Regions from separate parts of the Homo sapiens genome. Here region 2 is linked to region 1. Evidence: chromatin contacts called from ENCODE Hi-C or POLR2A ChIA-PET data. All regions are on one chromosome and are shown on one strand. The core of a region is the stretch at or near the end of the contact, and the rest is flanking DNA. Distances in the headings are between cores, read along the strand shown. Region 1 overlaps CUL1 (cullin 1). Region 2 holds the start of XRCC2 (X-ray repair cross complementing 2).

Region 1 (4,145 bases), core at 814-3,313:
GATGCCACAAGCGTCACTGGTATAAATTGCTCCGGAAAACCTGAAAACTTACAGAAAATCACAATCACATTATATTTAACAGGTGTTATAAAGACTGCCCAGTTTGTCCAAATAAACTAGTTTTAACTGCTGAGGACTGAGTATCAGTTCTCAGTTTCAGCACAATGCTTTTACTCAATTACCTAGATTAAATCATGCTTACTCAATGGTCTAGATTGGTACTTGCGTGTATTTTGTTTCCAAGTACTTGCATTCACTTTAGGGCAAGAAAAAACGGTATTACATTTGATCATGATCATCTACACCACACATGCTTTTCAAACTGAGGGCTGCAATTCATTATTGTGTAGATCATGAAACCAACTTAGTAAAAGGGAACTGGAACTTTTTAAAAAATCAAATAAAGAAAAAGAGCTCATAGAATGTAACAAGGTTAAGTATTACTCAGTGCATTTTTTTTTCCCAGTTATGTCTGTGTGGGTGCTGGGTTATCCCACAAAAAATATTTTACTAAAGAAATAATTCAAGAGGCACTGATTGACAGTACACAGTGACAAATTGCAAACAGCTAATATGGAAATGCGTGGGATGTCTGTGAACTTCACAGTTCTGGCTCCACAAGTCACTGGCAGTGTGAGCTTGGTCAGATTCCTTAACTTCTGCGCCTGTATTTCATCATCTGTACTAGAGATAATACTGTAGTACCTGTTGTATAAGGTGGCTATGAGGAATAAGTGAGTTACGAAAATAAAATGCTTAGCAGAGTCCTTGACACACGGTAAGCATTTGCTACTATTCATGTTAACACTACTATAAAGGGTTTCTAATATCTATGCAATTCCTAAGATAGTATTTAAATGTTAAACCACCCATGCTTATTTTTGAAGTCAAAATGAAGTAAATTAACGTTACCTGAAAACTCCACAATACCTTTGATAACTGATGACACCAGAGGTGGCACTTCTCTAAAATTCCCACCAAAATGTAACTTTCAGCACAGGGTGGAGGAATCCTTTGTATCGGGACAGACCTGGGGATCCAGCCTAAGCTGTGACAGAGTTAAATTTTCCTTGAAATATCACTCTATCTTAAAATTCACATGAATCTTTCATTCTACCATGAAATACATGTTTAACAGAATACTTTAAAACACCAGCTCCACAGGACTTCCTAGCTCTCTTGCTAGTGAATGAATGGGATGCTGTTGTATGAAACCCACTGACTTTGGAAAAGCCGCTACTGGAGAGCTTTCACTGCACATCAGCATCCAAAAAGTTTCTCTTCTGTCTTGGCACCACTGTATTTTCAGAACCCAGCTTAACACAAATACAAAGATACAAACAGCAAGCCATTCTGCCCTCCTTTTAGAGGGCCTGTGGAAGTGGTGCCCCAGGGAAACATCCTCAGGCCACTAAGCGTGGAAGGCCAGATGTGCACCTCCTGGCAGGTCTCTCCCTCTCCCAGTGAGGTGTGCACGTGAGGTCCACTTCCGTAAAGGATGCCCTTAGTCAACCACAAACGCTATTAACTCCCATTTAGATGAACAATCTCAATTCACAGTTCCCACAATCCTCTTCAACTAATTTCCAAATTTCCCTCATGTGTGGTGAACCGTTTGCCCTGCAGTTGATTGTGGGGCCTTGAATAAGTATCTGCTCAATAAGCAGATTTTGGAAGCTAGTGTATCACTAAGTGAACATGAATCTATTCATCAATAAGACACCCCTTTCTATTATTTTTCTTTCGACTAAGATAATTTAACCCTGAGTCGAAAACTCTGATCAGTAATTTTCCCTAGCTGAGCAAACTTTCAAATACACTTCCCGTTTCACTACAAACTGGTTCAAAAGGAGAAACGGCGCTACCGTGCTCTTTATTTGATTTAGGGCTTTTATGTTTTTTGTTTTAAAGACAATTTACCACTTTAACCGCTCTCCTGAAGGAACTGGGCACAGTTAAGCGACACCTCTTTCTGGTAAGATGCTCCTGACACATGTCCCCCGTGGTCCCTGAACCACTCAAGGCTCACAGTGAGTGATGTCACCCACCGCACCTGTGGTTCCACCTGTCAGATTTGCACCCCCATTCTCTGCACATATGTTCAATGCTGCATTTGCTAAAAAGCATCTTGCTGAAAATTTCCTTACTAGCTATTACAACATCAAGTACTAAGAACTTTTTAGTATTTTCCGAAATTATGGACACTGGGGAGAGAGTATGAGGAGAAACATATATGCACAGAAGTGTACATTTAAATCAGTCAAGAATAAATAATTTGGAAAAACAGTTTCTCAATGATTTGAGTATGTCTTCTGAGCTCACAAAAATCTGTAACTCGATGACAACATTCAATAAGAAGCAGGGTTCTTTTGGGAAGGGGACTTTTTAAATTTTGCTTCCCACTCTGTCTCAAAACAATCTGGCCATACCTATAATAAAGGAGAAAATGTGGGCTGGGCACGATGGCTCCTGCCTGTAATCTCAGTACTTTGGGAGGCCGAGGCGGGCAGATCACCTGAGGTCAGGAGTTCGAGACCAGCCTGACCAACATGGTGAAACCCGTCCCTACTAAAAACACACAAAAAAAATTAGCCGGGCATGGTGGTGGGCGCCTTTAATCCTAGCTACTTGGGAGGCTGACGCAGGAGAATTGCTTGAAAACCAACCAGAAGGCGGGGGTTGCAGTGAGCTGAGATCGTGCCATTGCACTCCAGCCTAGGAGACAACAGCGAAACCCCAACCAAAAAAAAAAAAGGAGAAAATGTGGTAAAACCTGTAGCATCAGCTTCACTTATGATTCCGAAACAGCAGTAAGCCTCTAGACATTTACATTTGCTCGTATTTTTTCTGAGACGGAGTCTCGCTCTGTCCGCCCAGGCTGGAATGTAGTGGCGTGATCTCGGCTCGCCACAACCTCCGCCTCCCGGGTTCAAGCGATTCTCCTGCCTCAGCCTCCTGAGTAGCTGGGATTACAGGCATGCACCACCATGCCTGGCTAATTTTGTATTTTTAGTAGAGACGGGGTTTCTACATGTTGGTCAGGCTGGTCTCGAACTCCTGACCTCAGGTGATCCGCTCGCCTTGGCCTCCCAAAGTGCTGGGATTACAGGCGTACCGCGCCCGGCCCACTGGTATTTTTTATAGTAATGCCCCTAGTCAAGATGCACCTTTCTTTGTAGTTACAAAATTTTCTAGTCAATTTCCCTCATGGTCTGTACAATTTGTATTTATTTGTCACCCTAAGAGTGGTGGGTTTTGGAGGTTATTGCTAAGGGGCAGAGACACAAAAGCATCAACAATAACTTAAACCCATATTTTACTTATTTATTTTTGACACAGGGTTTCACTCTGTCACTCAGGCTGGAGTGAAATGGTGCCACCTCGGCTCACTGCAACATCTCCCTCCCTCTAGGGCTCAAGCGATCCCCCCACCTCAGCCTCCCAAGTAGCTGGGACCACAGGTGTGGGCCACCACACCTGGCTAATCTTTTCATTTTTTGTACAGATGGGGTTTCACTACGTTGCCCAGGCTGGTCTCGAACTCGTAAGCTCAAGCAATCCGGCCACCTCGGCCTTCTAAGTATTCAAATTACAGACGTGAGCCACCACGCCTGGCAAAACCCATACCTTAAGCAGGCATAAAGAATATCCTGCATGTTAAGATTGCTACTGATTTCTGTCACCACCCTAGCTGTGGCTGGGACAATACCATAGTCTTCACTGCCCAGCCTAAGTTTCATGTGGAAAGTCTCAACAATAGTCGGTCCATATTTTTTATTTCATACAATTTACATTAACTTGTGTATTTTCTCAAGCAAGCTTTTTAAGCTTATACTTCAAGTAGCTTACTTTGAAAAACATAAATGCATGTTCCCAGTTGAAAACATAGTTAATATTTTTAACAAGGTAAAGAACTAATGCTAACATCACAAAATCCAGATTTTTCCCCATAGTTTTGTTATCGTCAAGAACTCATATATAATAAACTTACTTTAGAGGACTTGAATCTCACAAACTTCATTCAATTTTCTAAAATAAAATGTACACATCAAAACTGCAAATAAATAAACTTCTGAAAAATATAAATACAATGGAATAAAGAGATGCACACTTTAGGACTATTTTTCTTTTTGCCAAATCACACA
Region 2 (4,145 bases), core at 837-3,336, 4.0 Mb before region 1:
TTCCAAAAAGACCGTATGTTTTCATGCCTACCAGCAGTTTGTGAGAGCGCTTCAAGTATCCTTTTAAACGAGAAGTGATGTTTCCGGAGCATTAAAACTGAAGTGATTTCAAAACCATGTTGCACTCACACGAACAGGTGTGCACTTAATGGACTAAACTAGTTCAGCTGACATGTCTTCTTCATTAGGAACAGTGTGGAGACTGAAAAACTAATTTAGCCTAGAGCAGCTATTTAATTGTAAAGTCTCCTTTCTCAAATATTGATTTACTATGTGAGGAAATATTTACTTTGTATAGAAGTGTGTGGAATTGGACGAGGGGGTTGACCTACACATGTGGTTTGGTATACACATATCCTCATTACAGAGGGTGTAATGAAGATATAGGTGGTTCAGCACCATAGGAAAGGGAAAAAAGAAAAAAAAAAGACGGTAGAGGTGGCCTCCCAAGCATCCACTCCCACTCCTCTTGTTAATGATTCACAATTTGTTGTTATTGTTGTCATTTACTGTTCTCCACACCTTTCCACAAGGCCTGTGTGCTTTGAAAAAATATGTCTCTACTCCGGATAGAAGTGGGGCACACAGGGCCAGGCGCGGTGGCTCACGCCTGTAATCCCAGCACTTTGGGAGGCCGAGGCAGGCAGATCACAAGGTCAGGAGTTCGAGATCAGCCTGGCCAATATGGTGAAACCCCATCTCTACTAAAAATACAAAAATTAGCCTGGCGTGGTGGCACGTGCCTGTAGTCCCAGATACTTGGGAGGCTGAGGCAGAAGAATCACTTGAACCCGGGAGGCAGAGGTTGCAGTGAGCCGAGATGGTACCACTGCACTCCAGCCTGGGCGAGAGTGCAATGAGACTCCGTCTCCAAAAAAAAAAAAAAAAAGAAAAAAAGAAAAGTAAGTGGGGCACACGATTCAGGCCTAAGCTAACCAGACCAACCTCATTCCTGATGGTTGTTAATGTTTCAGATACGGGCCCGCAGCCCTACGTAGAGAAGAGGCCAAGGTAGAAAACATGAATCTGAGGTAAAAAGAAATGAGGTACTTGTTTGCCTCATCAAGCCTCTCAATTAAACTAACCTTGAAGCCTGTCTTACCTTTGGACTTCTAGTGATGTCACCCGGTAAAGCCCATTTGTTTCAGGACGTAAGAGTTGGGTTTTCTGTGACTTGGAACCAAAACCATTCCAATTTACAAAATGAGCAACTTTAATATTACCCATGAGAAATACTTCATTGGTATATGCTCTTTCCTAGCGTTTTTGAAAACTAAACTAGGTGGGTGAAAAGTATATCTTTGCATGAAACTTTTTCATTCCAGAAAACATTTTGTCATCTTGATAATAATGGCCAATGCTACTATATCCAAATTTTTGTCTTTTTTTTTTTTTGAGACAGAGTCTCGCTCTGCCGCTCAGGTGTGATGGCGCGATCTCGGCTCACTGCAACCTCTGCCTCCCTGGTTCAAGCGATTCTCCTGCCTCAGCCTCCCTGAGTAGCTGGGATTACAGGCATGCGCCACCACACCTGGCTAATTTTTGTATTTTTACTGTAGACGGGGTTTCACCATTTTGGCCAGGCTGGTCTCGAACTCCCGACTTCCAGTGATCCTCCTGCCTACCTCAAAAAGCAACTTGATAAATCCACAGGCTCGGTATATTTTAAAAATTCTTTTAAATACAGTATACTTTTCTCTTTTTTTCCAGAATTAACCATGAATCGCACACACAGCCAGAGGCTTTTAACCCGAGAACGGACAAAGGGGCCTGCTTGTGCAATACAATTATTTTTAATGGTTAAACAAATTAATACATAAGACCAGCTTTACCTAATATAATAATAACGAACCAAAGTTTACAACAGACAAGAAAAGCACCAGCTGTCCCCGCCACCCCGGAGCGATCTCCAAGGGGACGCGGGAGAGCGCCGCGGGGGACGCGGAAGTCTGACGTCACAGGAACTGGGGGCGGGGCGGGGAGGCCCGCACACCCTATTGCGCATGCTCCCGCCTCCCCGGCCGCGGCCTGGCGCAGTGCGCACGCGCGCGGGTGGGCGGGTTTGACTGGCCGTAGAGTCTGCGCAGTTGGTGAATGGCGTTGGTGGCGGGAAAGTTGAGTCTCTCCTGCGCCGAGCCTTCGGGGCGATGTGTAGTGCCTTCCATAGGGCTGAGTCTGGGACCGAGGTGAGAGCCGCCGGGTTGGGAGTGAGGGAGATGGGAACAAGGCCGCCGGTGGGCGAGGGGAGCCGAGGGAACCCGGGGGATTGGGAGGCTTGGGGCGGCGCGGCCTGGCCGGGCTGGGACCGGCCTCTCGGCCTAGACGCCCGCGATGCTGGCACCCTCTGCCACCTCTCACCTGGGCCCCAGGGGTCCGCCCCTGGGCAGCCTGGAGTCCTCCGAGGTGGGAGGACCGGGCGGAGGTGGAGGAAGTCTTTCTTTGGAAGACTTGCTGCCTGCCCAGATCGATATAACATACGAGGTCTCTCCTCCCAAGAGTTATGGTCTAAAAACCCCTCACAAATTAACTACCGTTGGAAATGTCAAGCTATGCAAGAAAAGCTAGAAAAGGGGAGGGGTCGCCCGTTGGAGCATTTGGAGCTTTTCTGGAACAGGTGGTGTTTGCGGAGGTTGCCTCACCTCCCTGTAGCCCACGTGTCTCTGCTTAGGGCAGCTGGCCCTCGCCACCCCCTAGTATTCGTTTCCAGCCCAGGTAGCTCCAGAGCCACACAAGCCGGTGGATGCCCCTCAAGAATTGAACCAAGTGTCCAGCACTTACTGTGTGTCAACTACGTGTTAAGGGATAGGAGTAAGCAACAAAAGACATAACTTCTGCCATTAAAGAACTAGTAAGGGAGGCTGCTGTAAGAATTACAGTATTGCACAAAAGTTTGTTGTCCATTAGAGGGGCGGGCATCATGGAAGATGCAGGAGGAGATGACTGAAGTTTCAAGGACCATTTGAAATGGTTTGGCAAGGAGAGGATGACATTCAGAGCGGAGACAGTCGGGAGTACATGGATTCTGAATTAAGCAAGAGCATGGCTAATTTAGATAACTGCAAGTATTTCTGTAAAATTGGAACAAAGGGAGTGAGGGACAATAGGTTGGGAAGTAAGCGCTGAGCAGTGGGCAGGGTATGAAGGATCTTTTATGCAGATGAGAGAGGAAGCAATCTCAAAAGAGTCAGCAAACATTTTTGTGGAGGGCCATGTGGTAAATATTTAGGCTTTGCAGGCCATGCCGTTTCTGTCACAGCCACTCAACTCTGCTGTTCTAATGGGAAGGCAGTCATAGATAAATAAAGGCACATGGCAGCGTTCCAATAAAGCTTTGTTTTTTGGATTTAGCCTGCTGGCCATAGTTTGATAATCCCTGTTCCTAAAGAGTAGAACCACTGCTTAGTATAAGAACGGCTACAGTTATAAACCATAGATATATATATATTTAAAAATATATTTATATATAATATATATTTAAAAATATATTTATATATAATATATATTTAAAAATATATTATATAAATATATATTTAAAAATATATTTATAATATAGATTATATAGAAAGTATATAATACATATAAACATATTTTTTATATATAAATATATATTTTTTTGAGATGAACTCTCGCTCTGTTGCCCAGGCTGGAGTGCAATGGTGCCATCTCAGCTCACTGCAACTTCCGCCTCCCGGGTTCAAGCGATTGTCCTGCCTCAGCCTCCCAAGTAGCTGGGATTACAGGCACACGCCACCACACCCAGCTAACTTTTGTATTTTTAGTAGAGACAGGGTTTCGCCGTGTTGGCGAGGCTAGTTTCGAACTCCTGACCTCAGGTGATCCGCCTCAGCCTCCCAGAGTGCTGGGATTACAGGTGTGAGCCACTGCGCCCGGCCAAAACCTTATATTTAAATGATTATTTGAAACCCAGGTTAAGGTCCGATGATTTTTGCAATCAGAACAAGCCTTGTATCCAAAAAATGAGAGTCTAGCACAGTTAAGTCATGGAACAAAGAATTTAACATCATATCCTTTGCCTGCCTTGTCTGTGTGGCAATCCTAAGCCTAGCTCATACTACTCTGGAGTGGAGTGGGGTGGAATGGTGAATAGGAAGCTAGGCAATTGGCGCTGCTCTATTTTCCTTTTT

What was found. A loop is a pair of places that touch in the nucleus more often than their neighbours do. ChIA-PET counts read pairs that join two places held with the same protein, here RNA polymerase II (POLR2A).
Region 2: a map with no recorded cell type shows a loop between it and region 1 (4-fold over the local background). The contact joins the promoter of XRCC2 here to the enhancer-like site in region 1. A Hi-C loop is called at or near these places in 1 of 37 single-sample maps with no recorded cell type. POLR2A ChIA-PET finds 5 or more read pairs at or near these places in 1 of 52 experiments (AG04449).

What each region holds. Positions count from the first base shown.
Region 1 is chr7:148,709,274-148,713,418 of GRCh38, reverse strand. The region is part of intron 1 of CUL1 (cullin 1); the gene reads right to left. Among named protein-coding and RNA genes, the nearest start is that of CUL1, 12 kb to the right of the region's middle. Within about 2 kb of position 2,063, at least 2 of the 41 ENCODE cell types and tissues checked have a DNase peak (open chromatin) inside an H3K27ac peak, as active enhancers do.
Region 2 is chr7:152,674,082-152,678,226 of GRCh38, reverse strand. XRCC2 (X-ray repair cross complementing 2) reads left to right here and starts at 2,086. Exons shown (of 3, transcript NM_005431.2): 1 at 2,086-2,186. The coding sequence starts at 2,148. RefSeq lists silencers at 1,840-2,309, 2,610-2,699 and an enhancer at 1,765-2,609.